Regions from separate parts of the Homo sapiens genome. Here region 1 is linked to region 2. A link is a loop called in an ENCODE intact Hi-C map of the cell type or tissue named here. Cell type or tissue: K562. All regions are shown on one strand. Links, peaks and the distances in the headings refer to the core of each region. The heading gives the core; the rest is flanking DNA. Region 1 overlaps LOC124901368 (a long non-coding RNA gene). Region 2 has its middle 13 kb from the start of ARMC2.

Region 1 (16,511 bases), core at 5,495-9,494, 720 kb after region 2:
AGCGGGGAGGGCAAAGAGCTGAAGGGGCTCTCAGGACTGTCCAAGTAACAGACCAAGCCCCTCACATAGGTTTTTTTCTCTAGTGACCCCATTCTGCCCCATGGATGTCACTTGTTTTTTTCTTTTTCTTTTTTTTTTTTTTTTTTTTAGCTTTTGGGAAGGAGGAGCAAGGCGAGGGAGGTGGGAAGAGACTTTTTTTTTTTTTTTCACATGAGCCCTCAGAATTACAGTTCACAAACTATTCAGTAAACTGACCGGCCTCAACCTCCCCTTCAACGGCCTAATCTAAGGGGTGGATCTATGTGTTTTGTTGCTTGTCAGAAACAATCGCTGCGCGGCCCATTACATTTACAGCACGTCGCCCTTTAATTGGTGTAACACGCTGAGGCCTGAAAGGAGGAGAGGCCCACAAAGGCGCCCGTGAATGAGCCTTGACTCACACAAAAACACTCTGCAGAAGTTCAGAGCTGGCCACTAACAAGGAGGTAGGGAGTTAGTTTGAAAAGAGGGTGAAGTTCAGAAATGTGTCACCTTGAGGAGCCTCCCATCAAAGCAATGGTCGCATTGACAAGCTGCAAAGAAAAAAAGTTAAACCTTCAGGGCTGCGGACTTGCCTGCTGGATTTATTCTTAAACTTGAGGAGGGGGGAAGGAGAGGGAGAGTCTTTCTTTTTCTTCTCCTCTTCTCCACCCTTGTCTCTCTGCGCCCCCCCCCACCCCTATTTACTTCAGAGAGCCTTAAAGAAGTCCCAGCAAAGAAACATACCTCCCACCCCCCTGCTAAGATACACTTTTAAAAATAAACGTATAAAAAGTCAGGCTGAATGCCGCTGCCTGAGGCTGCTGCTGCTGATTTCGGCCTCTGTGGGAACAGCGATTTTTCCCTGCCCTCTAGTGTGTCCCCTGCCCATCTTCTGAGGCAACTCCTCTGGGCGGGGGGCGTTGCGGCCTAGGCCGGGGCGCCGTGCGGGCCTGGAGAACGTGTCCCCAGAGGCCGCCAGGGCCAGGGCGTGCGCGCAGGGTCCGTGTGGCAGAGGGGACCAGGTCGCGCGCCATTCAGAAGCATTTGGGAGAAGGGATCCGCCCCCGCGCCAGTCCAGCTCAGTGGGGTCTTGCGTGTGAGGGTCCTGCCCCATCCCAGGAAGGACTCAGTTTTCCCTCCTCCTGCCTGTAACACCAGGAAGACCCGACACCGGCCCACGCTTCGATTCCAATTGCGAAGTGAGACGTCTTTAAAAGAAGACACCACCGTGCCCGGGGTAGAGGTGGGGGACCGAGTCGCACCTCCCATTCCCCGGACTTCCACGGTGATGGACTCAACCCCTATAGCACACCTTCCTCGCTCCAGATGCCCGGAATCTCCCCAGTGCTGGTGGTGCTGCGGTAGACCTCCCTCGGTCCCCTTCCTGCACCCTGCCCCACGCCTTCCTCGGTGGGGGGCGCCCTGCCACGCCTGCGCTGGGGTGGGCACCTCCGCGTCTCCTGCCCGATGCGCGCCCGGGCGCCCCGAGCCGCCCTCCTCCGCTCGCCCCCTCCCCGCCTTTGTCCCGCTATCGGACCCCCGCCCCTCGCGCTGCTCCTGTGAACCGGCTGCCCGGTGCGAAGGCGGGGGCACTTTTCAATGCAGCGCCGCAGCTCCCTCCAGATTTGTAATCCGCCAAAAAGCCGCTGATTGCCGCAATCGTTACTTTTCATTAAAAAAACTTAGAAGCAATTTGGGAGAACCCTTCTCAATGAATACATTTACCCCCGAACGGTCTTTATTCTCCGCCTCCACTTGATGAGTTTCTCTGGCACGAATCGGTTCTTACAGGCACAGAATGGGCAATCCCTTGATCCCCGTCAATTGTCATCCCGAGTCGGGGCCACTTTGACCGCCAATAGTGGGGAAGTCAGAGCTAATCCTCAGAAGGAATCACGGGAAAAGAAAAGCAACAATAACCAAGTCAAGCGTAAAAAATGAAAGAGAAATCTCTATTATCACTCACTACATTTCCCAGCTATGTACTGAAAAAATCAGCTCGCTTGTCATTCGAGTCAGACACCCGCACAAGAATATGAGGTCGTGGTGGGTTGGTAGACTCACACGACGTAAGGGACGATATTTGAGAGCGAAAGGCCTCTCTTCTGCCTCTGCCAAATCCCCCTCACATCCGCCATAACCATTAAATACAGACTGACTTTATTCTGTATGGGGAGGCCAGGGGTGGGTGGTGAGGGAGCCCCCAGCTGTGCCTGGATACAAAAAAAAAAAAAAAAAAAATCCCTGGAGAGAGGGGTGGGGGCGGGGTGTGGATGCGAAAGAAACGCGCCCCTAGCCGGTACCTCCCGCTCCGGGCCCCGCAGGCGGCTGGGCCTCGTCAGCCCGGGTTCAGCCGCCGCGCCGGCCGCCCCCTGCGCCCCCTGCGCCCCCTGCCCACGGCCCCCGCAGCCCGGCGGGCGCACGGCCTCGGCGGCTGGGTCCTCGCGCGGGCGCAGGTGTGCAGGGCAAGCGCGGACGGGCTCCGTGGGCCGCCGGCGAGGCAGGCGCAGCGGCTTGCCGGGCCGCGGAAGCCCGCGCGGTGAGACCCATGAGTGTGCACGCGTGGCTCCTTTCCACGCCGACACCTGCGATTATGGACGGGGGCCTCGATTCCTTTCTGCTACAGCCAAGTGAGGGCCAAAGTTATTTCTAAGAAGGCCGGGCAGAGCAGGTCGCTGGGCGGATTCCCGGCGCGGCCGCAGCATCTCCGGGAGGGGTCGCCTCAGAAGCCGCGCGCCCCTCTCTCCCTCCCTCCCTGTCTCATTCTCTCCCTCGCTCTCTCCCTCTCTCCCGGAGAGGAACTTCGAGGGCGGGAACTGCTCCGGCGCTCATGGACTCGGGGGCGGCAGCCCGAGCCTCTCCTTGCACCGTGTCTGGGAGGGCCTGAAGCCCAAACTCCTCGGGCTGAGAAGGGTCCGGGGCCGCAAGGTGCACGCGCGGTCCTTGCTGTCAGCGGCCTTTCCGCGCTCTCGCGCTCTGCAGGCCAACTTGTGCTTCTGGGGTACTTTCATTTTCCAGGGGATGGGTGGAGAGAGCCTCCACCGGCCGGCCTCGGGGCGGTGGGGCAGGGCCGCGGGAGGCGCGGAGGCGGTTCCTTCTTCCCCTTGTCCGACCTCACCCGGCCCAGGAGACGCCGCTGCCCCGCGCGGCCGGGCTCCCGCCTCGCGCCTCAGCCTCTCGAGGCACCGGGCTGGGTGGGGCAGTGCCCAGCTCCCGCCTCACCCCCAGGCACCCTCACTCCGGAAGCCCTCCGTGCCTCTCCCTTTGGGGAAACCTCTCTGGCCTGTCACCTCCCCTCTTCGCACCACACGCACATCACACACCGCTCACACATCACATGTGTACTATTACACACACTACATACCATTTAGACCAACGTTCACACGTTTGTGCCTATACCAAGAAAAAACACATTTACACAGCAACAAGCTTATGTAGAGTCACATTTACACGACAGCTGGACTCACCTGCACACGCATACACAAACACACACACACACACACATACTCCTGCGCACCCAGGCACACCCCTGCGCGTGCTTTTTGTACCAGCTTGCGCCCTTGGGTGCCCGCGGACTGGCTCCGTCCCGAATGGCAGGTCAGGAGTGGGGAGGACTAGAGGGAGACAGCCTGGTGGGGGTCGAGGACTTTGGCCGTGGGACCTGGGCCTCCTTGGGGATTCTTGTCTGTGCAGATGTCCCCGAGTTTCCCTTGGGGCCTGAATGCACTCGCGCCCTTCACCCCGCGGACGCTGCACCGGAGTTGGGACCTCCCCAGGGATCCTCACCCACTAGACCAGAGCCCGCTGCAAGGACTGGGCGGCGGGTTCCACTCACCCGGCCACCAGACACTCGCCCACGTGCCCCTAAGGGGGTGGGTGAGACGCCTTCGCGTGGCCGCGGGAGTGGAGGTAGGATAGATAGGGAAGAAAAGGGGATCCGACCCGAGTAACCCCCGTCCCCGCCCCAGTTGGGCTGCCCGGGCCAGGGAGGACGTCGTAGAGGGCGGGAGTGATTGTCGCCTTCTACAAAGCCAGTGAGAGCTTTTAGTGCTCCCCAGATTTACATTAATGCGAATCTCCGCTTGGTCCGCAGTCTGGAAACGGTGCTTGCCGAGAGGCCGACACTCTGCAATCCTAATTAGTGATTTTTGTCCCCTTGTTACTGGGCTCAGCATCTCATGCAAATGAACTCTTCATTTCAGCCACATTACCCCAGCTCCAGAATTAACTGACTCTTATCTTTAATGATATGCTGCTGAAGTTCTCCGAGCCCGGCTAGCTTTTTATCTTGATTACTCTAATCAATAAGAAATGATAGAGTAGAATTATAAACTCTATTGGCTTTTAAATGTTGCCGACAAGCCCTCTAGATGCCATTCCTGTTCATTGTTATTTATTAAAATGATCCTCAGCCTAACAGCGGATGCAAATAGGCGAACAAGAAGAATTAGCCTTGGGACTCCTCCCAGCCAGCCCCTGACTCCATTGCCCCCCAATCCCAAGGGAAGACTCCTTACTGTTGGGGCTTGAAAAGGTGGAAAATAAAGATATTTAAAAGTGTTTAAAAGAAATTTGCTCTTGTAAAGGGGCCAGAGAAATAGAAAGACAATTTTTAAAACACCAGGCCCCCACCCCATCCAGGTAGTCTTAAAGGTGGAAGCCTCGAAAAAGGCACTTTGAGACACAGAGCCTCATGTTCTGGGAATAACTCTCTCTCTCTTTCTCTGTCTCTTTCTCTCTCTCTCTCTCTCTCTCTCTCACACACACACACACACACACACACACACACACACACACCCCTTCCACCCCACCCCTTTCTGCATACCAGTATCTATAGGCTTTCGTGTGTGTATGTGTAATTTCAGACCGACCTTGGGAAATGCAATTTCCCTCACATAGTTCTCTTGGGTGAAAAATGGTGCTTGAGTCCCTTCGAGTGTGCAGAAGCAGCCCTCGTTGACCAAAGCGTCAGGGCGCCTCCAGTGGACAGTTTTGGGTTCCTCGACGTCCAGCACCAGGTGGACTGAGACCTAGAACCTATCTTCTGGCCTCAGGCAGTCCCGTCACCGACACCCGGCCAAGGTCCCGGGACCCCACAACCCTCCCGGGTCACACCTTTCTCGCAGGCCCAATTTGAGAGGCATTGTGTTTCCCAAGAAGTCAAAATAGAGGGTGTGGGACATTTCTTCTTTCCTTTGCTCATAGAGAGTGAAAGGTGTTTTGTCGTGAGGTATGTCGGAAAAGGCTATGAAACATCCCTCCTCACCCTCGATCAGTGCATTACCCGGCCTTCGCCCCCACCTCGGCTCTGAGTTTCGTCTCGGGTAGAGTGGGAACTTTCAGGTCGCCCCGTGAGGGCCAGGGGCTGCTGAGAACACCTGGCCGTCATCTCTCATTAGAATCATGTACGAATTTCACTAGCTTTCGTTTAGATCCAATGCAAACCTATTAAGAGCCTACTCTGCATTAGGCACTTTGTCTGGGGCGCAGCCCAGGCTCTGAGGCTTAGGGGACCTTTTCCCTGGCTTGCTTGAGCCTCCGCCCCCTCGGAGCTTTGAATGGGTCCTCAAAATCCCCGGCATCCAAAGCCCTGAAAGCGCGCAACCCGGAGGCGAGCACACACAAACACACACGCGCCACAACTCGGCCTGCCCCTGTCCTGCAACCCTGCGGGCGCACGACTGTCTGTCTAGATCCTTTTACGCACAGCCCTACTCGCCCACCGCTAGGCGACCCGTCCTCAAGCAGCCGCGCCGTCCCTCTAGCCCTCGTAGCTGCGATTTCCGTTCTTTTCTCCCCTTATCCCTCAGCACAGCCCAGTGAGCAACTTGGCCCTCTGGCCTCGCCAGACGGGGAAGCTAAGAGCTAGGGTTCCCCAAGGCTCCTAGCTGCTGAGCGGGTACCGGCAACCAGCAACCCGCCGACGCAAAGGCGAGAGGCTGCGTGCGCGCTGGGAGCGGAAGGGGCTGGAACGCAGACTCAAGTCCTTGCCAAGGCCGCGGTCGATCCGTGGAAAGAGAAGTTGGAAATCGCAGGCAGGCTAAGCCTTTTTTTTTTTTTTAATGACACGTGGGGGGAAGGGCTGAATGTATGAAAATCATGTAAAATTTCTGTTCTTAGCAACATCCTTGTTATTAGGAATGATGACTAAACCGCCAGGATTATTCTGGACTGTAAGTTATCAAGAGCCCACTAATTTCACATTAAAGCCCATTGACTGCAACGGCGTGATTGAAGGGTTTTTAACAATTAACATAATCAGAAAATGAGCTGAGATAATTTTTATTCAACTCATTACTTTTTAATCATGTATTTCTTTTAATTAATATCTTCTCCGTGAACATAACACAAAGCGGAGCCCCAGTGCTGGCCCAAGCCAGCCTGCGGGACTGAATTTGACACAGCCAAACATTTCACCAGCAGCATTCATTGCATCTCTATTGTGGTGTGGGCGAAATAGAAAAATCTTGTCCAAAAGTCACCATGTTGTTTTGAAACACAATTTTAAAAACAGGGGAGGGCGTTGGGAGCGCACAAGCCATACGCTTTCAATTCGACTTGACTTTCATATTTGGGCGCCTCTCTTGGTTTGCAGCCAGAGGGACATAAATGGGAAGAAACAGAAGAAGAGGAAGAAAAGGCTTTTGGAGATGAATGTCCCATCCTGGCTTCGCAGGCGAGTGGGCTTTGGTTGTTTGCGCCTAGTACACTGGCTGGCTGGTGGGACAGCTGGAGGCACAGACCTCGGCCTTTGAGTCTTGGCCCCGCGGACAAACCTGGCCTAGACCGTCAGGGCTGAGACGCTCAGGCCCGTCCACCACCACCACCACGCCACCTCCTGGGCTCTGACCCAAGCAGGCGAAGTCCCTCGGCTCCCCAAGCCCGCCTGGAAGTGGGCGGTGATTGCGGGACCCTCTTTGGGCAGGATTCTGGATTACCGCTGCCGTGCGCACTACCTAGGCATTTGCATTGCAGCCTGGATGCCGTGACCTTGCCTGTCCCCCAGCACTTCCTAGTATTCCCAACCCGGGAGACTTGCTCCTATTCAAATGCCTCACATGTGGTGGAGAACGAGCATTTATCTGTGGCACAGGGGGTTCCAGCCTCCCCCATGGAGTGTCCAGTCTCCACTCGGGCGACTCCGACCCCGAGGCGCATCTCGCCCTTGGGCTGACCACGGCATCTCCCACACCTCCCAAAAAAGGCTGTTTCTGGACTAAGATCTCTGGCAGTAGGGGAGCCGCATCAGTCTCGGAAAAAAGAAACAAAGCCGACCCCTGGTGGAAGAAAACGAAAGTTTAAGAATATAAGGTTTGAGGGAATCGCATGCTTAAACTTCTGTACAAGAAAGAGTGGGGAAGAAAGAGGGAGTAGAGGGGAAGGAAAGGATAAATAACGAAAAGGAAAATTGGAAGACAGAGAACAGGAGAGGCTATATAGCAGATGGAATTCAGGTGGAGAAAGCTGGGAGGAATGAGGCTCAGAGAGACTGACCTTTTATGCCTTGATCAAGCTTGTTTCCTTAATCCTTGTGGCCTGGCCAGTGTCAGGGGTCAGGCAAGGACACCTAATTTTCAATTTCTCTCCAGTGTAAGTCTGGAAGTTCTGTGATTACAGAGGGCAGATCGAGGTTTCTGTTGGACATTGCAACTACTGTCTGCCTGCCCTAGAGAGCATCCAGAATCTTTCTTCTCTTTTTTCCAAACAAACCTCTACCTCCCATCTTGACCTCTCAGTCTTCTACAGGTGATGGCAACTAAGACAAAACTCCAATCTATAATGGCTAGAATACAAGCCCCAATCCTCTCTGGTATTTATCTGTTATTCAATTTTAGCAGGGAACATCTGGGGCACAGGTTGGAGCCCAAGGGATAGAGGAATTTCAGACACTAGAGCAAAACAGTGAAGGAAGGGCTGGGTGCAGTGGCTTATACCTGTAATCCCAACACTCTGGGAAGCCAAGGCGGGTGGGTCACCTGAGGTCAAGAGTTTGAGACCAACCTGGCCAACATGGTGAAACCCTGTCTCTGCTAAAAATACAAAAAAGAAAAAAAAAGTTAGCTAAATTAGCTGGGCGTGGTGGCAAGCACCTGTAGTCCCAGCTACTTGGGAGGCTGAGGCGGGAGAATCTCTTGAACCCAGGAAGTGGAGGCTGCAGTGAGCTGAGATGCACCACGGCATTCCAACCTGGGTGACAGAGTGACACTCCATCTCAAAAAAACAAAACAAAACAAAAACAAGGAAGAACCACTGTCCTGAAGCCTCTGCTGATGTCCAGAGCCAAGCAGTTAAAAAGAAAAAAGGAAAGAAAAAGTGACATCAGAGATAAGATCTCACTGGTGAGCGTATCACTGTCTACCTGGAGTGAGCACTTTGGGTTAATCAAGGAAGAGCAAAGGTGGCATTAGTGTGGCTGAGCTCCTTCTAAAGCCTCTCTTGAATCCACAATCACTATGTGCCTCCGTGTTTGCTCCCTCATCTTTCTACCTTCTCTCCCATACTCTCCTATGTGTACTGATATTCCACAGGGACTTCTTTCAAACCTCCTATTTCTTCTGCATCCATGTCAAGCCACAAGCATTTTCTTTTCTTGGAAACCACCCTAATCCATTCATTTATTGGAGGCTTACCCATCTTTAAGGTAAAGCTCAAATGCCACTCTTCCAAAAACGACTTCCTTGTCATTTCTTCCACCTTTAAACTCTCCTCATATCATAACTAACTTTTCCTTCAATTTTCTTCTTATATCATAACTACCTCATAAGGCAGTTAATTGTATACATCTTTTATTTTTTCTACTAGTTTGTAAGTACCTGCAGCTAGTATAGGCCATGGCACTGAATCTAGGACTTTGCCCTTGCCCTGCATCAGTTCTCAGCAAATGTTTGTTGAATTGTTGACCATTTTCTTTTTATTTATTTATTTTTGAGACAGAGTGTCACTCTGTTGCCCAGGCTGGGGGGCAGTGGCACGATCTCGGCTCACTGCAACCTCTGCCTCCCGGGTTCAAACGATTCTCCTGCCTCAGCCTCCAGAGTAGCTGGAACTACAGGCATGCACCACCACACCCTGCTAATTTTAGTATTTTTAAGTAGAGATGGGGTTTCACCATGTTAACCAGGCTGGTCTCAAACTCCTGGCCTCAAGTGTTCCACCTGCGTCAGCCTCCCAAAGTGCTGGGATTACAGGTGTGGGCCACCGTGCCCGGCCTTGTTGACTATTTTCTAAGATTCAGAGTTTGAGTTTATAACCTAGGCTAGAAGCAGGGAGGTTTTGGGCTGGTTTTTCTGTAATCTCTGGTGTGAACCACAGCCACTCCTTGGCAACTGAGAACAGCCCTTGCTGATGGGTGTGATTCAAGGATGCTGTTGGAGGTTGTGTCTGAGTATTATAGGAAGGACAACTGTATGCTGTGCTTGTGTCTCTCTCATGTAAGTGCAAAACATGAGTGGGGCTGGAAAGAGGGCAAGACATGCAGAGTACATGACTTAGGCTTGAGATGAGAAATACCAGGTCAACAAAGAGAACACTGGCAAATGAATCAGAGCCAGAGGCAGAGCTATGGCGACCCGACTTTGGCCCAGGGCACTCTCCCCAGCCCACTCTGTCTTATCTTTAAGGCTTTCCTGAACCCTCATTAGCTGGCATCCTTTTCAGTCTTTCCTGTTCATCAGAGCATCGTGACACATCAGCTCATCCTAGTATTTTAACCACTGTCCTGAAAACACCCATGGTGGTTCCGGCTAATTTAAAAGGTGATTTCCTGATTTCTTTTTTCCATTTTGGACTGAGTCTAAACAGTACAAAGCAGAGAGAAGAGTGTACAATTATCAAAGCATTTTTCTTTTTCTTTTTCTTTTTCTTTTTTTGGATACAGTCCCAGTCTGTCACCCAGGCTGGAGTGCAGTGGCTCAATCTCTGCTCAGCTCACTGCAACCCCTGCCTCTCAGGCTCAAGAGATCCTCCCACTTCAGCCTCCCAAGTAGCTGGGACTTCAGGTGTGTGTCACCAAGCCCAACTAATTTTTGCAGAGACAGGGTTTCATTATGTTGCCCAGGCTGGTCTTGAACTCCTGGGCTCAAGCAATCCTCTTGCCTCAGCCTCCCAAAATGCTGGGATTACAGGCATGAGCCACCACACCCAGCCCCAAAGCACTTTTTGTTTTGAGACAGCCAAAGTGCATGATTCAGCTCTGAATATACACTTAATCAACTGAATTGTGTACCCCACTCTCTCTGTCACCCGATGACGGTCTCATTTTTCTTTGCTTTATTCACTACAGATACAAGCTTGCTCTTTAGGAGAAATTTTTTGGGTATTCTCAGAGTGTATGAGGAAAAGCTTAGTACTTTGAATGGTTTGTTGGGACTCCATCATCCCTTTGGTAACAAACTCTGAAAATCCACTCATGTTATATTGAGATAAAAAGAAAAATGAACACAAATTAGTATTCAATGCAAAGTATCAAAACTTAATATGCTGCATTATATAGCACATGAAATCTTTCTTTTTCATAACTTTTATAAAGAAAAATTTCCACTATACACAAAAATAGAGTATAATAACTCCCTGTAAATCCATCTCCAAGCTTTAATAACCGTCATATTTTGCCTTTTTTTTTTTTTTGAGATGGAGTTTTGCTCTTCTTGCCCAGGCTGCAGGACAATGGTGTGATCTCGACTCACTGCAACCTCCACCTCCCTGGTTCAAGCAAGTCTCCTATCTCAGCCTCCTGAGTAGCTGGGGTTACAGGCATGCGCTGCCATGCCCAGCTAATTTTGTATTTTTAGTAGAAACGAGGTTTTACCATGTTGGTCAGGCTGGTCTCGAACTCCTGAACTCAACTGATCCACCCGCCTCGGCCTCCCAAAGTGCTGGGATTACAGGCGTGAGCCACCACACCCTGCCATATTTTGCTTTCTTGTTTCATACCTCCCTTCTGGTTTGGCTAGGGTATTTTAAGGTGAATTCCACACATCAATGTCATTTAAAGGTGAATTTTATTTTTCTCACACAAGAAGGCCAGAAATTAGTAGTTGCTGGCTTTGCTTTAGCAACTTGGTGATGACAGGGCACATGTTATTTCTTAGCTTTGTCCACTTGGTCTCAAGATGGCCACTGCCTCTCCAACCACCATGTCTGCTTTCAAGGCAGAAAAGGGCTGTGCCAGCCACCTCTGTCCCTTTTAATAAGAAAACATGTGCTTTATCAGAAGTCCCCCTAGCAGAATTCTCTTGGGTTAGAACTGGCTCATGTGGCATCCTGAGCTGCTAGAGAGGCTGGGAAAACAGTATTTGGCTTTTAAACCTCTATATTGGAGCCAAAAAGGGGGTTGGACTTAAGTGAAATGCGTATCCCCCTACACCAATGTCATCTGTCTTTGCCTTCTGACATATCCTGTCTCCTACACTTTCATAAATTTCTAGCCATACATTCTGTAGGACAAATGGAAAGGAATAAGGGTGTCCATAAACCACTTTGAATGACCAAACAGATGGCAATCAGACAGAGATTGCCTCCAACCTCTAGGAGCGAATGAGTACCTTGGATGCTAAGTACTGTGTTCTGACTGTGTTCCTCAAAATTCATATGTTGAAACTTAATTGCCAATGTGATGGCATTAAGAGGTGGGGGCCTTTAGGAGGTTACTATGTCATGAGGACAGAGCCCTCACGGATGGGATGAGGGCCCTTATAAAGGGGCTTGAGGAAATGGGTTTGCTCTCTACTGCTCTTCCACCATGTGAGTACACAGCATTTGTCCCCTCTTTGCCCTTCTGTTCCTTCTGCCATGTAAGGATACCTCGATGGCATCATCTCTGAGGAATATGCCTTCACCAGCCTCCAAACCTGCCAGTGCCTTGATCTTGGACTTCCCAGCCTCTAGAACTATGTGAAAATAAATTTCTATTGTTTATAAATTACCCCATCTCAGGCATTTTCTTATAGAAGCACAAACAAACTGAGACACTAAGGTAGATAAAGTTTTGTGTGAGTGTGTGTGTGTGTGTGTGTGTGTGTGTATTTTGAGACAGGGTCTCCCTCTGTCACCCATGCTGGAGTGCAGTGGCACAATCTCAGCTCACTGCAGCCTTGACCTACCAGTTCAAGCAATCCTCCCACCTCAGTCTCTCAAGTAGCTGGGACTACAGGCTTGTGCCACCACACCTGGCTAACTTTTAAAATTTTTATTTTTTAGTAGAGATGGGGTTCTCCCTATGTTGCTCAAGCTAGTTTTGAATTCCTGGGCTCAAGTGATCCTCCCACCTTGGCCTCCCAAAGTGTTGGGATTATAGGCATGAGTCACTGCACCTGGCCTAAAGTTGGGTTTTGAGTTATCTGACAATTCTATGTTGGTTTAAGGATATTAGAGGACATTAATGATACAAGAGTGGAGTTGGGGTGAGAGTGAGAGGCCAGGGCAGATTTGCAGAAACAAAATAGAAGCCAGGGTATCATGAGTCAGAAAGTAGCCCTGACATCAAGAGATTTTCACTTTAGCAGGATTTCTAGCTACCTCTGTTCAATATCTCCCACATATGATTTTTGAATGTTTGAAACTCCCCCTTACAGTGGACAAATTGTATCATAGTTAGCAATAATGTTAAAATTTAAATAGTTCTGGAAAATTAACCTTAACTTACTTTTTTTTTTCCAAAATATAAAGGGCTGATAGGAAAAATAATGTCATTCTTATTTAAATAAAGTTCAGGCCAGATGCGGTGGCTCATGCCTGTAGTCCCAGCACTTTGGGAGGCCGAAGTGTGAGGATCGCTTGAGCCTAGGAGTTCGAGATCTGCCTGGGCAACACAGGGAGACCTTGTCCCTACAAAAAACCATTTTTTTAATATTAATAAATAAAGTTCAGATTCTTCACTTCCAGGGGCCAAAAGTAAGAAATCAGTCCTTTTGTGTCCTGTAGCACAGCAGAGTTCTAGTTAGAATATTAAACAAATGGGGCTGAGCACCGTGGCTCACGCCTGTAATCCTAGCACTTTGGGAGGCTGAGGTGGGTGGGTCACTTGAGGCCAGGAGTTCAAGACTAGCCTGGACAACATGGTGAAATCCCATCTCTACTAAAAATACAAAAATTAGCCAGGTGTCGTGGTGGGTGCCTGTAATCCCAGCTACTTGGGAGGCTGAGTCAGGAGAATCTCTTGAACCCAGGAGGCAGAGGTTGCAGTGAGCTGCGATCATGCCACTGCACTCCATCCTGGGCGACAGAGTGAGACTCCATCTCCAAAAACAAACAAACAACAAAAAACCAAAGACTTTGCTGGAGGCTAAATAGCAAAAGGCATAATAAAAGTGAAACAAACAGTCATAGATAATCCAGTTTCTGGTTTTTTTCTTTAAAAAAAATTTTTTTCTTGATTTAATAATCCAGTTTTTCAGACACAGCTTATACTCCATGATTAAAGACCCATGCCATTATTCAGGGAACCCAGGGAAAGATCTTTTGAAGGTATGCCCCTTTAGATTCTGGCTAGAGTTCTGGTTCCCTGTCTGATCTCTCACAACTTACTCACATGACTGACTCCCCAAATGACCTCCCTCTTCAGCTGAGAGGTGTATTCACAAGACTGGGGCCTGACTATGACCTTTGCAGGATATTCATATCAGAATAAAAGACACCATCCCCACAGCCTCAACATTCATACACAACAGGGAAAGGGAATCGCAGCTGGGGGCTGGCAAGAGGTCCAGTGCAATAGGAAAGTAATGTCCATTCAAGAACCAATATTAGCTCCTCTGAGTGGGAAAGGATTCTTCTGAAGAAAAGAAGTAAGGCAGAACTACAAAATGTGGAAATGAGCAGAAGGCTAAGTCTAGGGTCAGAAAAACATAACTCATCTTTTCCAAACAGGTAGTAAGAAGTTCATCACAATAACAGTCAAAGTTAGCATTACTTTATGAGAGCTCCAGGCCCTATGCTTCTGAAAGCCCTAGGGAGAGTTGCATGTTGTTCCTAGAACTAGTCCTGTGGCAATCCTGGGGTGTTGACCCTTTTCCTCTGATGCACTCTGGTGACATATCCCACGGCTGCCTGCCAAAGTCCCCATGCTGAGCACTTCTAGTCTGTGTGCACAGCCTAGCTGTGCAAGGCCCCTGATGCCACCATTAGAGCACATTGCTGGCCTTTCTCCCATCAATGACAAGTCCCTAATGCTGCCTGTAGAGTTGTTGATATTGCCTCTGGGGATATTGATGCCTCTTAACTTACTATAATTTTTAAAACAAAACAACATCTTTTAGTTCCTGCTGGTTCCACTGCAGCCCCTTTGCTCGAAACAGGAGAAATGGAAGGCGGTTGGCCTTGGGAAGGGAGTCCATGTCAGACTTCCTGGCGTGCTCAAAATCATCTCTCTCCTCTACCCAGCCCTTTGTCTTTGAACCAAATGTCAAGTCCCTGCCCCTGGGAAGCCATTATTACCCCAGCAAGCCCCTGGGCTTCTCAAGTTCCAGTCCTCTAGAGGGCCGCCTCCCCTCCAGGACCTTTCCTTGCTCCTATGTAAATCCCTGTGCCTACATCTGCTATGTGTCCGCTGGGGCCTTTGTTATGTATGCCATCTGCTTCACTGCTTTTCTATTTTTCTGCTACCTTATATGTCCTCAGAAAAAGTTAATACTAAGCCTGAAAAATATAGTCCCACACATGTAAAAACCAAGGAAAAAAGCAATACGTGAAATAGTATCGAGAACTTCATCAAAACTGTGTGTAAGCAACAACATTCATTTAAAATGTTTTAAATTATCACCGAATTTAAAAATTATAATACCAATAGAACATTGTATCTTGAGATTGCCTTAACATCATTTGCCTCTCTTATTTGATAAGTAAACTGAGGCTCAGAGAGATTAAATGACTAGTCTAGAGTCACAGAGTTGATCAGTCAAAGGACTAAATTAAGTGAAACTTTCACAAAGTGGAATATCTGAATGGGAACTTATATATCTATATAGCATTAGCGTACATATTCTAATTTGAGGAGGTAAAAAATTCTTTAGTAATCTTGAGCTTTAGCTGTGAACTAAACTGAATTTCAGTTTGAACATTGTCTTCCCACTCCCAACCCTTACCACATCAGCACAATCTTTAAATTCTTTAAAGGTCAAGCAAGTGATAATCACAAAGGAATGGAGTGCTTCCAATTTTACTCTAGCAGGCAATGCAATTTTTATTCATTAGCTTATACAGTTTATATGCAGTTTACCATACTGTTAGTGGATGTCTCTGGAATGTGAGTGCTGCCTGTGGGACTTTGGAACACAGAGATGGCTATAACCAAATAACAGTCAATGAAGCAGAGATTTGTAATTATTTGGTTCATTTGAACCCTTAGGTAGCTTATTTGAGTAACTTAGAGTCCAAAGCCTAGATTTTCTCATGTTAATCAATCTAGCTTTATTTATTTATTTATTTATTTATTTATTTATTTTTGAGACAGAATTTTGTTGCCCAGGCTGGAGTGCAATGGTGTGATCTCAGCTCACTGCAACCTCCACCTCCCGGGTTCAAGTGATTCTCCTGCCTCAGCCTCCCAAGTAGCTGGGATTACAGGCATACACCACCACGCCCGGCTAATTTTGCATATTTAGTAGAGATGGGGTTTCACTATGTTGGTCAGACTGGTCTCAAACTTCTGACCTCAAGTGATCCACCCACCTTGGCCTCCCAAATCCAGTTCTTAACATAGATACACAGTGGGTACTTAATTAATGCTTAATGATGAGGGTGATAACTAACATTTTATAGCATGGTCCTCTCCATCAAATCTTTTTACACACAAAGTACTACTAATAATAAAAGCTTCATTGTATGTTGTATAGTTTCAGGCTGAATAAAAATGCTGGGAGATTAGCCTGGCATGCTGGCTCACGCCTGTAATCCCAGCACTTTGGGAGGCCGAGGGGAGAGAATCACTTGAGCCCAAGAGTTTGACACCAGCCTGGGCAACATAAGGAGACCTCATCTCTACAAAAAATATAAAAATTAGCTGGGTGTGGTTGTGAGTGACTGTGGTCTCAGCTACTCCTCAGGCTGAGGTGGGAGGATCACTTGAGGCAAAACTGACTTTGCAGATTGGGAAATTGGATGGTAGGCAGACAAATCAATGGTTTTCACAATTGGTCTGAGTAGTACAGAGGCATGAGAGAGGAGGTGGCTGGGTTGAGCAGGATCCTAGTTTAGGCTGTAAGAGGTTCTTACCTCCTATTTCCTCTTTCCAGAGCTCCTACTTTGTCTTCATGCTGAGCAGCAAAGCTGGGAGCAACAGAGTGAGACCCTATCTCAAAAAAAATAATAATAATAAGGCCGGGCGCAGTGGCTCATGTCTGTAATCCCAGCACTTTGGGAGGCCGAGGCAGGCGGATCACGAGGTCAGGCGATCGAGACCATCCTGGCTAACACAGTGAAACCCTGTCTCTACTAAAAATACAAAAAAAATTAGCTGGGCGTGGTGGCGGGCGCCTGTAGTCCCAGCTGCTGGG
Region 2 (16,511 bases), core at 5,946-9,945:
CAGATCCTCCGTGATATGCATGATAGTCTGTAGTTCTCTGTTATTCTAAGAACTAGGACTTATTTGGGGGTTAGATGTCATAGGCTCTGTGCTAAGTGCTTTGATCACTTTAAATCAGTTCCCTTCCAACCCTAAAGTACTATTATTATCCTCATTCTACAAGCATAGAAATTGAGGTTTTGTTTCTTCCCTTAACCAGGTCGACATACAGGTGGTGAAAGTGGTGAATCTAGGATTCAAGCCCAGCTTGTTGGGTGTATTATGGTTCTCTAGAGGGACAGAACTAATAGAATATATATGTATATATACATATATGAATATATGTATATATGCATATACATATATGAATATATGCGTATACATATATGAATATATGTATATATGCGTATACATATATGAATATATGTATATATGCGTATACATATATGAATATATGTATATATGCGTATACATATATGAATATATGTATATATGCGTATACATATGTATATATTCATATATTCATATACATATATACATGTGCATGTACAGATATTCATATATATACATATAATACATAAGAATTCATACATACATGAATATGAATACATATATACATATATACAGGAATACATATATACATATATTCATATACATATATATGAATATATGTACATATATGAATATATGTACATATATGAATATATGTATACATATATGAATATATGTATATATATGAATATGTGTATATATACATATATATGTGTATATATATTCATATATATATATATATATAAAGGAGAGTTTATTAAGTGTTAACTCACATGATCACAAGGTCCCACCATAGGCTGTCTGCAGGCTGAGGAGCAAGGAGAGCCAATCCGAGTTCCAAAACTGAAGAACCTGGAGTCCGATGTTCCAGGGCAGGAAGCACCCAGCACAGGAGAAAGATGTAGGCTAAGAGCCTAGGCCGGTCTCTCCTTTTCACATTTTTCTGCCTGCTTGTATTCTAGCCACGCTGGCAGCTGATTAGATTGTGCCCACCCAGATTAATGGTGGGTCTGCCTTTCCCAGCCCACTGACTCAAATGTTAATCTCCTTTGGCAACACCCTCACAGACACACCCAGGATCAATATTTTGCATCCTTCAATCCAATCAAGTTGACGCTCAGTATTAACCATCACATTGGACTTAGGAGGCCATGTTCCTATAGACACTACACGTTCAGCCAAACCAGACTGCTGCCATTCCCTGATCACCCGCTGTATCTCTCCGCCTCTGTGCCTTGGTTTTGAATGGTCCCTGCCATGGGATACTCAGCAAGCATGTCTACTCAGCACTGGGCACCCATCGGAAAGGACTGCAAAGAGGAATTCACCTTGAAGTAGTCCACAGGAGAGAGAAAGATCAATTGGTCAAATTCATAGTGGATCCAGTCAGCACCCACCCTTTACGGCTTTATATAGCAATGCCCCATAGCCCAGGAGGAGGAGCAGAAATTGTGTGTATGGGGATGACCAGGGCTGGGGATGGCCAGAGAACAAAGTCTGAAGGGGCAGGCGACAGGCCTAGGCTGGATGGGGAAGTAAAGGGAGAAGGAGGAATGGTCTGCAGGGTTAGGGAGAGGCTGGAGGACTGAGGTCACTGACGGGAACAGAGCAGATGAGGCAGTTTGAGGAAGGAAAGTCAGGAGATCTTATTAATTCAAATGCTGCCTCTCACTAAAGTGCTTTGCTCACTTTAAATCAGTTCCTCTTCCAACCCTAAAGTACTGCTATTATCCTCATTCTACATGCGTAGAAATTGAGGTTTTGTTTCTTCGCTTACCCAGGTCATACAGGCACACACCCTCAGCTGTGTGTCTGTGGTCACGTCACTTAATAGCTGCAGCTGTCTTTTCTTTGAGATGTGGAAGTTGAACCAAATGACCCTTAAGATACTGCTGAGCTCTGGGATTCCACAGGAGGAGGTTGTTGTCAGGGGGCTGAGGGTTAGAGATTTTGGAGGTGGCTCAGATGGGAGAGCCAGATGATAAAGTTCAAGAAGTGGCCTGGCTGGTTACTGTCCTGGAGAAAGTCGGGGTGGTCAGAGGTCCCAAGAGGCCAGATGAGGCACTCACAGAGAGGGGATAGGAGGAGAGAAAGCCTGAACTGTCAGTAGTTGGTACCTCAAGCCCCTTGTGCTGTGCTAACAACACCTGTGTACAGAAAGACCTGCATGCGCCACCCCACAGAGAAGGCAGTGACCCCCAGGGATTGCGACTCTGGGAGAGACATGCCTCCTGGTTCTCTTGGGTGTTGACAGAAGTGAGTTTCCTTTAGAAGGAACCCCCTAGGCAGTCTGGGGACCCATGGGCTAAAAGGAGGTCCCCCAGGACACTTATTTTTTTTTCCTCTCCTTAGTGCACTCAAATTCAGTTAAAAAAAACAACAACCAACAACGATGTACTTATGTGCTATTGAGTTACTAGCCCAAGAATATATTATTTTGGCAATATGACAAGAAGGACAATTTAAATAGAGAAAAAGAAAAATTTGATTTAACTGTGATCATTCAAGGAAATGTGGAGTCCGGCTTCAGGTTTAAATATTTAAATATTCAAGGAATCCTAGCAGGTTCCAAATCTAGCTGAATGTATCTTGCTTCTAATAGCAAGATCTTTAAAAGCTAAAGATGTTAAGCACACATCTTCATTGACATGAGAACAGTCACACAAGTCTTTATGTTATTAGATAGAAGATATTACATAAATAGGGTCTACAAATTTATCTACCAAGAATGTAGAAGTAGGCAGGGCGCGGTGGCTCACGCCTGTAATCCCAGCACTTTGGGAGGCCGAGGCGGGTGGATCACGAGGTCAGGAGATCGAGACCATCCTGGCTAACACGGTGAAACCCCATCTCTACTAAAAATACAAAAAATTAGCCAGGTGTGGTGGCGGGCACCTGTAGTCCCAGCTACTTGGGAGGCTGAGGCAGGAGAATGGCGTGAACCCGGGAGGCAGAGCTTACAGTGAGCCGAGATCGCACCACTGCACTCTAGCCTGGGCTACAGAGCGAGACTCTGTCTCAAAACAAAAACAAAACAAAAACAAAAACAAAAACAAAAATGCGGAAGTAATAACCACAAAGAAAATGTCCTGATAATCATTGTGTACTTGGAAAGCACTTTTCCTTATCAGAGCACAAAACGTTTCATATTTCATAGAACTAAACACACACACACACCCCTATACACACACAACACGTATCAAACAAGGGAAATGTGAATCTGGTGATGGATTCTATCGATCAATATCCTGGCTATGATATTGCACTATAGTTTGGCAAGATGTTGCCATTGGAGAAACTGGGCAAATGGTACATAGGACCTCTTAGAATTTCTCTATATTATTTCTTACAACTGCACGTGCCTCTGCAATTATCTCAAAATAAAAAGTTTAAAATAAACCTCTTCACTCTCTTGCTTACTATCTCATCTCTGTAAGGCTTATAGGTGAAAAGTTAAAATGCAGAGGAAATATCATTCTGGAAATAAATAGGATGATTATTCCACAATGCAGTGTGGATAAAACAATTTCCCTCTGAAACTTGAAAACCAATAGCTTGGCTTAACTGCCCAGGAAAAGTGAATTTCAGTGCTGAAAGTCATTTGGTGAAATTATTCTTTCTGGTTGTTTTTTTTTTTGTTTGTTTGTTTTTTTTTAAAGTTCACACCCAGAGAGTGTTAAAATGAAGGGTGGTGTGTCAATCACCATTCTTATTAGGTTATAGAAAGCAACAAATGTTTCTGTTTTCATTTTGATTTTGAGAGCTCAAACTCAAAGGCAGGAGTTCTTGGCCTCGCTGGCAGTATCCACAGCAGCTCATTTTCTATCGGGAGTGGAGAGCCCTGGCTCTGCTAGGACCCTGCTGCACTCTGTCCACTGGCTGCCGCTGCTCATGCCTTCCACTGATCCTACCTTCCCCGGCCCTCTAATTAGGCGGCAGGGTCCCACCCCCCACCCCCACCACTTCCCCACCACGTGATGCGCCACCTCCCACTGCAGCCTTGCACCCAACCAGGCTTTGCACTAAAAAACATTGTGATTGCCTCTTGTACCAGCTGGTCTCCTACAGCAGCTTCAGACAGAGCCCCCTGTGGGTCTCCCGCCAGGAGCCACCCTGAGGTCATGTCTGCAAGGAGGAAAGCCCATCCCAAATGGAACAGCATCATTTCATGTTCGCCAAGCACTTGGTAAAGGAGGTCCTTTGCAGACATACAGGCCTTGCTTTCAAGAACCTTACCAAGAAAAAAGATTAATGATGCCTCTGCAGGAAGTTTTCAAAGCTATCCCAAACTCTTTTTCAGTTATTGGTGTGTGTTTTTTTTTTCCACTGTGTATTACACTTCTTGTCCATCTGGGTCACGGAGTGGGGAACTCCAAGAAGAGAATGGAGATGCTAAACTGTATGGAGGCGAGCACCCAGAGAGCAGAGATCTTGTCCCTCTTGCACACCTTTGGGTGCCCTCCACACAAGAATGGAAGCTGGAACATATGGATGTTCTGTGGAATAAGCGACCAAACGAACGTGAACTTGAGTATATGCTATGCAGGGTGAGAGTGTCCTCAAGTGTAACGCTTATGTGCCGGGATGCAGTTCCACCGCCAGTCACCTCCCCAGACCCCTCTCGCCTCCGCCTCCCCAGGCTGCCAGTCATTTCTGGGAGTGCTTGTGGCGGTGCCACCTCACCTGTGCACAGGAACAAGCCCGCTTCTCCCTCCCATTCCCGCCTTCTCAAGGGCCCCTCACTACCGCAGCTGCAAGTGCCTTTTCTTGAGGAGGGCGTGGCTCTGCTGTCCTTCCCCTAGGGCACTCTGAGGTGGGAGTGGCGGGGTGGGCTCTCTGGATCCAAGCCTCCCTTGTCTCTGGGCACAGCCGCACCGCGTCCGCCCAGACTCTCACAGGGCCGGTCACAAACAGAGCGCCCTCAGCCTCCCTCGCACACCTCCCTCACTCAGGCCTGGCCAAGCGACAGACCTCTGCTAGCACTCTCACTTCTAGTCTCTCCATTTCTTCCTCTGGCACCAAGAAACTCCTTCCTTTTGCAGGCACCTGTAGGGGTCACCAGCCTCCCAGATGTAAAGGCAGCAAGGCCCGGTGTGAACGATTGGGAAGGAGCTCCCGGCTAAGGACCCGCAGTCTGGTGAAGTCTCACACGTCCGCTCACACCAGTGCTCACACGGCTGCTGCTCCTAACCACTTGTGATGGGGGGAGAAATCGTGGGAGCTCGTGGCCCCAGTTTCTGGGTCTGTGAAATAAGTGGATCTATGTGGTACCGAGAGATATTTGAGAGAAGAAAGTGAAGACAAGGGGTGCAGGAAGGAAGCAGAGGGGTGGGGAAATCAGTTTAGCCAAGAAAGCCTTGCCAGGGAGTGATACCCTGGCATGGGGAGGACACAGCCCACCCTCAACACCAAAGAGGGCAGCCTTTGTGTAAGTACAGAGGTAAAAGGCTCCTCTCCTCTCTGGGGCTGGTCACACTCCTAGCCCAGGTTGTAGAGAGAAAAGGTGCTAGCATTACTCATTATCTTCTACTGGCATTAATGCTGTAATAAAATGCAACATGTGGGTTTCTGCGTTTTTTTCAAGCTTTAACCACAGAATTGGGACTTAGATGCACTTGCATTGTGGGGAAATGAAACTGAATTTGGAGTCATCCTTCACAGCAGGACAGATGCCACAGGCAAAGTTGTCAGGGTCTCAAAGTTAGAAAAGGGATCTTGAGTTCTCTTCTTTTGGCTCCTCCTTTTCTCTCTCTTTTCCTTGTTCCTTCCTGCCTTCCTGTCTGCCTTCCTGTCTCCTTTTTCTGTTTCTCTGTTTCTTCTTTCTTTCTCCCCTCCCCCAGTCCTCTCCTCCCCTCTCCCTGCCCTTCCTTAACCACAAATGTAACCAACCCCAAACCACTGACTTGCTGTTCTGCTCATTCATCCTTACGGGTTTTCTTGGTTACATAAGCTCTCCAGTTTTGGCATATTTGGGAATCATTTATTTCATTATATAGTAAGACCTCGGTGGCCCAAGGGACATTTTTTTCCTGCCCCTTCCCAGTTCCATTTACGTGAGGCCCCAGTGAGATTTCTGAAAGAAAATGATAGACGGCCCCAGGACTGATGTTCCGGCCTCGGGAGACCTGACACAGAAGGTTTCTGTTCTGGGGAATACGCATCAGTGTTGGAGGAGACCTTTTAACAAATTGTAAACTTTTCATCTCTTTATTAAGATGGAATTAACATAACATAAAATTAACCATTTTAAAGTACACAGTTCTGTGGCATTTTGTACATTCACAATGCTGTAAAACCACTATCCCTATTTAGTTCCGAAACACTTTCATCACCCCTAAAGGACTCATTAAGCAGCCATTTCCAATTTCTCCTTCCCCTCAGCCCCTGGCAAGCATTAACCTGCTTTCTGTCTGCCTGGATTTACCTATTCTGAACATTCTGTATAAATGGAATCATATAATACATGGCCTTTCGGGTCTGGCTTCTTTTATTAGGTATAATGTTTTCAAGGCTTATCCATGTTACAGCATGTATCAGTACTCCCTTTGTCTTTTTAGGGCTGAGTAATGCTCTTTTCCACAGATATACCACATTTTGTTTATCCATTCATCAGCTGATGGAGCATTCAGATTGTTTCACCTTTTAGCTATTATGAATAGTGCTGCTATTTGTGTACAGGTTTTTGTGTAGACAAAGTTTTTATTCCATCCAAGAGTTACTGGGTCATATAGTAATTCTGTTTAAAATTCTGAGGAACCATCAAACTGTCTTCCACAGTTGCTGCACCATTTTACATTCCCATCAGCAGTGTATGAAGATTCCAATTTCTACCCATTCTAGCTAATACTTGCTATTGTCTGTGTTTTTAATTATAGTCCTAGTCCTTCTAGTGAGTGTTAAGTATTTCAAGGTGGTTTCAGTTTGCATTTCACTAGTGACTATTAATATTGAGTATCTTTTTTTTTTTTTTTTTTTTTTTGAGACCAGGTCTCCGTGTGTTGCTCAGGCTGGAATGTAGTGGTGAGATCATAGTTTACTCCAGGCTTGAACTCCTAGGCTCAAGTGATCCTCCTGCCTCAGCTCCTGAGTAACTGGGACCACAGGAACATACCACCATGTCCAGCTCTGGGCATCTTTTCAAGTGTGTGTTGGTCATTTGCGTATCTTCTTGGAAAAATATCAATTCGAGTCCTTTGGCCATTTTTAAATTGGGTTGTCTTTTTGTTGGGGAGTCATAGACTTCTTAAATATTCTGGATATTAGATCCTTTCGTATATGGTTTGTAAATGTTTTCTCCCATTCTGTAGTTTTTCTTTTTATTTTCTTGATAGTGTCCTTAGATGCACAAAAGAGTTTTTAATTTTGATGAAGTCTAATGTATCTCTTTTTTTCCATGTGTTGCTTGTGCTTTTGGCATCTTATCTAAGAATCCATTGCCAAATCCATGGTTGTGAAGATTTTCTCCTGTTTGTTCTAAGTTTTAGCTCTTACATTTAAGTCTTTGATTCATTTTGAGTTAATTTGTATGTATGGTGTGGTTAGTGGCCAAACATCATTCTCTTGCATGTGGTTATCCAGTTGTCCCAGCTGTTGAAGAGGGAAAAAACTTTTTTGAGGCAACAATATGTTATATCACTTAAATGTCCTTCAATGATGCAGGGCCAGGGTTGCCGGAGTGGAGATTTTTGGGAAAAGGGGCAGTAAGATCCTGAGGGTGTGAGCTGATAAGACAGTGGTTGCTGTGATGTTCTGAAGAAACAAAGCCCACTGCTCTTCTGCCAGCAGCCACCTGAGGCATGGCAGGAGAGTGGGGACAGTGATGAGAGGAGAGGTGGCTCTTGGCAGCAACAAGGTCAAACTGTGCTGAGGCAGCAGCAATGGTGTCTGTGGCCACCAGGGGGCAGAGCAGAGGTGGGTACCAAGCAGGAGTACATTAAATGGCCACCACGGTGCCCCATGTAGGCAGAGGGCCCTCTGCTAGGAGAAGAAAAGGACTTAAAGGACATGGGTTTCAGCATTTCCATTGTTGGGTGCTTGAAGCCAAAAATTATTTTTGTTACTTTTTTCTTGTCCTCCCCGGGGATGGCACGGCCTGGAAAAGCAAAAATTACGATTAATTTCCCTTTTCAAAATGCAGTTCAGAAAAGAACATTCTGTTTTTCAGGACCCTGGCTTTCTGTGAGAAAGCCTATCCTAGCATTCAAAATTAAGTTATGTTTGCCAAAATGTAAATTTCTTTCAATCGCTATTTGTTTTAAAGTCACTGCTTATATTTGTGGCAGATAAAATAATAGGGAAAAGGAGGAATAATTTATCTAAAAAATAGCAATTCTATTTTTGGGAAGGGATGTCACAGAGAACTGCTATAGTTCTGTAATATTAATCTATGTCAGATTTTTCAAATGTCAAGAATACAGTTTACATTTACTGCCACAAATTTGGTGAACATTCTTCATTATGCACTAAGCAGAAAATTTGAAAGTAAATGTTCAGCAATGCTCAGACAAATGAAGAAATCCCCTCCCCCAGGCCATCTTTTGACATAACTAGGACAATCCAATATAATAACCCTCTAAAAGGATTAATTCTGCCTAAAACCAGCTCCTGAAGAAACCACATGGCACTTTCTGAAACGTTCTTGATAATGTTCACATCTTTATCACAGTTACAACCCATGAGCCTGGTGCTCACTCAGTGTCTTTGAAGATTCTATGACAATGCTGAATGAGGGCATCTTTACAATCACAAGAAACCATCAATAACATTAAAATCTACAGAATAAAACAGCGTAAGTTTCCATTTTGCTTCTATTAAATATTAGAAAATACCCATTGCTGGTGATGGTGTAGTGGAACTCGTCCACACCTACATTGCCAATAGCAATGCAAAGCCATTAGAAATATTTATATGATTTAGTGATTTGCATTATCCAAAAGAAGAATAATCTTTTACACCTGTTTAATACAAAATTAATATAAGAGCATTTGCAAGCCAGAAGCCTCTTAACCATCTAGTGAGGGTGGTAGTGGTTAGGTAAAATATACTGTAACCATTTAATGCATATAAGGGTAAAGTAGAGGCATTGAGATATACAAATGACACAATGTTCAGAGGCACAAATAGTTCTGTTGAGGCAGGGGGAGAAGCAGAATTTTAAGTGCAGTTTTTCCTTCTGTTATTTAAAGTATCATTCATAGTTGCCATAATATTTTTTGTTTGATAAAAATGTTAAATTAATTGCAGGGTAGGTACATTACCTTTTGGTTATATGTAAGAGGATACAAAGTTAAGCATACATAGCATTTCATGTTTTAAAATTTTTTTTTATTTCAGTAGTTTTTAGAGTACAAGTGGTTTTTGGTTACATGGATGAATTGTATAGTGGTGAAGTCTGAGATTTTGGCGCACCCATCACGTCACCTGAGTAGTGTACGTTCTACCCAATATATCATTTTTTTTAATTATTTTATTTTTTGAGACAGAGTCTCGCTCAGTCGCCCAGGCTGGAGTGCAGTGGCGCGATCTCGGCTCACTGCAAGTTCCGCCTCCCGGGTTCACGCCATTCTCCTGCCTCAGCCTCCCGAGTAGCTGGGACTACAGGCGCCCACCACCACGCCCGGCTAATTTTTTGTATTTTTAGTAGAGACGGTTTCACCGTGTTAGCCAGGATGGTCTCGATCTCCTGACCTCGTGATCCACCCGCCTCGGCCTCCGAAAGTGCTGGGATTACAGGCGCGATCCCTCAGCACCCCCCACCCACCCCGTAGCCCATTATATCACTCTGTAGCATTTTGTTTTTAAAAACGTTTACATTTATGCTTTGCTTGGCTTGGTTGGACTGGTCTATGATTACTTCCACACTGTATTAAGTTATATACCTACCCATTAGGCCGGGGTAGGGAGGAACCCTCAGGGGTCAAGCCATTCAGTGGCAAGTCTCAAGGGAGAGCCTGGGCAGACTTCCAGGGAAAGCTTGGTGAGTGGGCATCACAAGGAAGACAGTGGCAGAAAGGAAGCCGACTTTGGCGTCGGGGTATAACTTCTGCGGCATCTTCATACTTTATCGTCTGTGAATGCTACACTGCGGTGCTCCACAGAGCGTACGGCACCCTGGTGTTCTGCAGTGCCCAGTATCTACTGATCCCCTACTGTAGTGGACACAGTTTTGCCTACTTCTTCCTTGCAGAATTCCTGGTAATGAACGACAAAACCCACTCAAGTTAGTTTAGGCCAGAAAGGAATTTTTTGAGAAACATAGGGAGCTCATAGAATTTCCAGGAGGGCTGGAAAATAAAGGCTTGAAGGCTACATAACCTGGAACAATACCCAAATTATCCTACCAAGCTGCTCCAGCGGAGGCCTGCATCCGCTGCCGCCTACAGCGCAGATGCTATGCACAGGATGCTACCACTCAGCTGTCTCCGAAAACTTGACTGTCTTTCTGCAATGCTCCTCCACCTTCACCGAAACACGGATTCTGCCTGGCACCTGATTCCACACTTTTCTCAGTTCTGAATTCAGGCATTATGCAGGTGTGTCTGATTGGAGGAGTCCAGGTGACATACCTGTACCCACACATGCCTGCTGACTGGGAAGATGAATTCTGTTTTCCTCTTTGGTGGGCAGGACTCATAAAGTGGGAAATTTCTCAAATATAGTCAGCCACGAATGTGACAAATGTCCACTATTTGCTAACAAAATCTTACCTAACTTTGTCCAGCTGTCTATTTTACTCTTTGTGGCCATGAGCTTTGGGGAAGGTTGCCCCCTTCCCAGCTACTCTGATTAAGCCAGTTGTGGACATTCCATTTCCTTGATGTTACCTCACGGAAGAGGCATGTGACTCAGTGTGACCAATGATTCATGAAGACACATCTGCTGAGGGATTTCCAGGAAAAGTTTCTTAGTTCTTCAAAAGGTACACATGTAATCCCAGCACTTTGGGAGGCCGAGGCAGGCGGATCATGAGGTCAGATCAAGACCATCCTGGCTAACATGGTGAAACCCCGTCTCTACTAAAAATACAAAAAATTAGCTGGGCGTGGTGGCGGGCGCCTGTAGTCCCAGCTACTCGGGAGGCTGAGGCAGGAGAATGGTGTGAACCCAGAAGGTGGAGCTTGCAGTGAGCCGAGATTGCGCCACTGCACTCCAGCCTGGGCGACAGAGTGAGACTCTGTCTCAAAAAATAAAAAAAAGGGACACAAAGACACAGTACTTCCCTTGTTCTGCCTCTGGAGAGTGGTGTGTGAGGATTTGAAGCCCAGAGCTGCTGCAGCCATCCAGTGACTGACACGCTTAGAATGGCAGAGCAGAAAGACGGAATCAATCTGGATCCTTGATAACATTACTTGGCCACTGAATCAACCACCCTGTGTTTGTTCCATCTCAGAATTCCATCTCAGAATTACTCCTCCACCTTCACCAGAACATAGATTACATTTCTGTGATGATTAGGCCAGTTAAGTTGAAGTTTTCCTGTTACTTGCCGCCCAAAGCATCGTGATCTACTTCCGTGTCCAGCCCTGTAAAAATGATTGTGATAGATAGGAACATAAGGCGTGGCCATCTCCTTGGACCTGAGCAGCCTGTGGATGTGTATCCATGAAAATAAAATGGATGTAAAGCGTGGCCATATTCAGAAAGTCCCTTCTGGACAACTGTCCCTCTCAGAAGTGGACTCAGCATTCATTCTTCCTCTACAATAGCAGCCGATTTCATTTTGTGGAATTTCCTTTCCTCCATTATGTTCAGTAAATGGAAACAATCTGACCTGCCACCAAGAAGGCTGAAGGGGTTCCTGAAGGTTCTTTCTGGCAGATACTTCCTGTCACCCCGAGCAGCCAAAAGCAGGCTCACACCTAAGCTCAGTCAATCAGACCCTTTCTCTCAAGACTTTTCGTCTCCAACCAAGTGATTCAAGGATAGAAAACAGTGGGGGCTGTTCATTCATCCCAGAAACTCCCGCTCTAGCCCTGGTATCTGGCCAAGACTGCCAAGTTGTTCCAGCTGCCTGCTTGCCCAAAGCTGCCCTGGAGGAATATCTGTTCTGTTTCTAAAACCACCATGTTCTCGGAAAACAGATTACAAAACCTCCCCAATAGCTCAGCTAGAGACATTGCAGCACAAAAGCGTATACACTTGAAGAAAATCCAAATCAGAACCTTATGAAAGTCCAGTTTTACAATTCTACCTCTTTCTCTAAAGACTGTTTTAGTGAATTTATACTGTAGTGTTCTTTATACGTGTAACCCATCCTATTTATTCTTCTTGTTCCCCTATCAAAATTGGGGTGTTTAAGTTATGAAATAAAAAGGCTGATATAAAGCAAGCCGCTAAAATTAAACTCATGAAGAAGTTTACAGATGAATCAACTGTTCATGGAACATTTGTTTTAAAATTTAAGGGAATATTGGCATCCCAGATCTTTGCTTCTTGGGAACTTGAGGACAATTATATGAAATATTTTTCCAAGTATTTTATTTCTAGGAACTGTAATAGTGAATACTGTGTGACCTCAAAAAGCAAGAAAAATAAATATTGGGGATGTGGAAGAAAAAAATCATTTCATCCTTCACTTGGATTTTTTTAAACTTACATAATTTTTTAAAACTGTGATAAAATACACATAAAATTTCCATCTTAAACACTTTTTTTTTTTTTTTTTCCAAGACAGGGTCTCACTCCAGTTGCCTAGGCTGGAGTGCAGTGGCACAATCTTGGCTCACTGCAGCCTTGACCTCCTGGGCTCAGGTGATTCTCGCACCTCAGCCTCCTGAGTTGCTGGGACTGCAGGCATGCGCCCCCACATCCAGCTAATTTTTTGTATTTTTAGTAGAGATGGGGTTTCGCTATGTTGCCCAGACTGGTCTCAAATTCCTAGACTCAAGCAATCTGCCCACCTTGGCCTCCCAGAGTGCTGGAATTACAGGCATGAGCCACTGCAACCAGCCATCCGTCTTAAACTTTTAAGTATTATATTTAGTAGAACTTTTTTAAGTTAGACAGTTTAATATTTTGAGTTTACTAAACATATTCTCATACAATTTGCTAAAGTGAATTCACAATTTGCTTGTGAATTTTCAAGTAAAACCAAAATTCTTTTGTCTATTCTCTGAAGAAATGTTAGTTGTAAAGCTCAAGACCACATTGCAGTAATGACTTCTATTCTGTTTTTGAACATTGAAACAAATGAAAATGATCAAAGAAGAGAGACACATTCATGGTGTAAGCCATTTAATTTCTCATTTTAAACCTCCAGCTAATTAGAAATACTAGATAATGTTCAGTGGGTCTTATAGTAGTCAAAAGGAATTATACATAAATTTTTTTTTTTTTTGAGAGAGAGTCTCGCTGTGTCGCCCAGGCTGGAGTGCAGTGGCACGATCTCGGCTCACTGCAGCCTCCACCTCCTGGGTTCAAGTGATTCTCCTGCCTCAGCCTCCTGAGTAGCTGGGACTACAGGCATGCATAGGGACAGGGTTTCACCATGTTGGCCAGGATGGTCTCGATCTCCTGACCTTGTGATCTGCCCGCCTTGGCCTCCCAAAATGCTGAGATTACAGGCGTGAGCCACTGCGCCCGGCCTACATCACTATTAAAACAAATTTATTAGGAAAAATTTTCAGTGCATACAAAGTGGACAAGGGTAGAATAAGCTCCTATTAGCCAACCCTCAGTCTCAACAATTATCAATATTCTGCCATTCTTGTTTGATCTATATCTCTCCCCTTTCCCCTCCCACATTTACATCCAGTTATTATAATTTTTACTTAGACAAGGCACGGTGGCTCATGCCTGTAATCCCAGCACTTTGGGAGGTGGAGGCGGGTGGATCACCTGAGGTAAGGAGTTCAAGACCAGCCTGACCAACATGGTAAAACCTGGTCTCTACTTAAAATACAAAAATTAGCCGGTATGTTGGCACACGCCTGTAGTCCCAGCTACTCAGGAGGCTGAGACAGGAGAATTGCTTGAACCCAGGAGGCGGAGGTTGCAGTAAGCTGAGATTGTGCCACTGTACTCCAGTCTGGGTGACTGAGTGAGACTCCATCTCAAAAAACTAAATAGGCTGGGTGCGGTGGCTCACACCTGTAATCCCAGCATTTTGGGAGCCTGAGGCAGGTGGATCATGAGGTCGGGAGTTGGAGACCAGCCTGGCCAAGATGGTGAAACCCCGTCTCTACTAAAAATACAAAAATTAGCCAGGTGCGGTGGTGGGTGCCTGTAATCCCAGCTACTTGGGAGGCTGAGGCAGGAGAATCACTTGAACCTAGGGGGCAGAGGTTGCAGTGAGCTGAGATCGCACCACTGCACTCTAGCCTGGGCGACAGAGCAAGACTCCGTCTCAAATAAATAATTTTTACTTAGTCCTTTTGGTAAAATTTCTACCCAAGAGGGTGCACAAATCTTAACTGTACAATTCTGACAAATGAATACTGACATGTAACCTACACCCCATTACAATAGAGTACATTTCTGTTTCCCCAGAAAGTCTCTTCATGTCTTCTCCGTGTCGTCCCCCATTCAGAGGAAGTCACTGCTTTCATTTTCTCACCTTGATTATTTTTGCCTGTTCTAGAACTTCACCAAAATGGAACTCTCTGTGTACTTTTTGAATCTAATTTCACTTAGCATAATATTTGTGAGGTTTGTCGGTGCTGTTGAGTAGTTCCTCCTTTATCACTGCTGAGTTGTATTCCGTTATAGAATACAATGGACTAGATAAGCAAATATTGCATTTTGCTTATCTATCCTCTGGTTGATGGATATTGAGTTGCTTCCAGCTTTTGGTTGTTGTGAAGAAAAGCTGCTATGAACATTTCTGTACAAGCCTTTTTGAGGACACGTTTTCATTTCTTTTCAATAAATACTTAGGAATGGAATTTCTAAGTCAAAGTGTAACTCTGTGCTCTGCATAAGGCACTGTCAGACCATTTTCCAAAGTGGTTGAACCATTTTATAGTCCAACATATACCTTCCACATTATACATCAACATATGAAAATCCCAGTTACTCCACATCCTTGCTAACATGCTTTATCTGCCTTTTAGATTTTAGCCACCCTGGTGGATATATAGTAGCATCTCATTGCTCTTTTCATTTGCATATCCCTGGTGAGTAATGAGGCTGATTGCCTTGTCATATGCTATTAGTTATGTGTGTATATTTTCATTTGTGAAGTGTCCGTTCAAACATTTTTCCCTTTTAAAAGATTGGGCTGTTCTTTTTTTATTATTGCGTTTTAGGAGTTCTTTTATATATTCTGATACAAGATCTTTGTCAGATACATGTTTTATGAATATTTTTTAGTCTGTGGTTTGTCTATTTGTTTTCTTAATCGTGTCTTTTGACAGGCAGAATATCTTAATTTTGGTGAAGACTAATTTGTTAATTTTTTTGTGGTTTTCACTTTCTTTATCCTGTCTGAGTAATTTTTTGCCAACTCCAAAGATGTAAAGATATTTTCCTGTGTTTTCTTGTACATACTTCGTAGTTTTTGCCTTTATGTTTATATCTATAATTCATCTCAAAATAATTTTTGTGTATTATCTGAGGTCAGGGTTTATTTCTTAAATGTGGATATCCAGTTGTCCCACCATCATTTTGAAAATACTTTTTTCCCCATTAATTTCTTTGGCACCTTTGTGAAACGTCAATAGACCGTACTTGTGAGGCTCTATTTCTGGATTCTATTATTTTTCATTGATTGATATGACTATCTCTATGCCAATACCACACTGTCTATATTACTATTAGAGTATATGTCTTATATGGTAGATAAGTTAGTTTCTGTATTAGTCTGTTCTCACACTGCTATAAAGAAATACCTGAGACTGGGTCATTTATAAAGAGAAGAGGTTTAATTGGCTCACAATTCTGTGGGCTGTACAGGAAGCATGACTGGGGAGGCCTCAGGAAACTTACAATCATGGCAGAAGGGGCAACAAGCACATCTTACATGGCTGGAGCAAGAGGAAGAGAAGAGATGGGGGGAAGGTGCCACACACTTTTAAACAACCAGATCTCGTGAGAACTCTATCATGAGACAGCACTGGGGCATGATGCCCAACCACTGGAAATCCACCACCATGGTCCAGTCAGCAGGCCCCTCCTCCAGCACTGGGGATTACAATTCAACATAGGATTTGGGTGGGGACACAAATCAAAGCCATATCAATATTCTAACTTGCTAGTACAAATTACTACAAACTTTGTGACTTAAAACAATACCAATATATTCACTTAAGGTTCTGGAGGTCAGAAGTCTGAGATGAGTGTTAGGGGCAAAAACCAAGGTGTTGGCAGGACTAGTTCCTTCTTGAGGCTCCAGAAGGAATCCTTTACTTGCCTCTTTCAGTTTCTAAAGTTTGCCTGCACTCCTTGGCTTGTGACTACATCATTCCAAGCTCTGCTTCTGTCATCTTATTTCCATCTCTGACTCTAATCTTAGTGCTTCTCTCTTATAAAGACCCTTGAATTTG

What was found. Peaks named below come from ENCODE experiments on the same cell type or tissue, not always from the same donor. Only the 100,000 strongest peaks of a DNase experiment are listed, where the experiment ranks them.
Region 1: a loop joins it to region 2, with 3 times the contacts of the local background. A loop is called at or near these places in 2 of 110 quality-filtered maps.

What each region holds. Positions count from the first base shown.
Region 1 is chr6:108,104,426-108,120,936 of GRCh38, reverse strand. LOC124901368 (a long non-coding RNA gene) reads left to right here. Exons shown (of 2, transcript XR_007059696.1): 2 at 1-817. Among named protein-coding and RNA genes, the nearest start is that of OSTM1-AS1, 11 kb to the left of the region's middle. RefSeq lists an enhancer at 2,613-3,200 and a silencer at 3,005-3,294. In K562, for the core only: CTCF peaks have their summits at 6,848 and 7,308 (motif pointing left); DNase peaks (open chromatin) are centred at 6,856 and 7,256; H3K27me3 peaks cover 1,306 bases.
Region 2 is chr6:108,826,840-108,843,350 of GRCh38, reverse strand. No RefSeq gene overlaps it. Among named protein-coding and RNA genes, the nearest start is that of ARMC2, 13 kb to the left of the region's middle. In K562, for the core only: a CTCF peak has its summit at 7,926 (motif pointing right); a DNase peak (open chromatin) is centred at 7,950; H3K27me3 peaks cover 114 bases.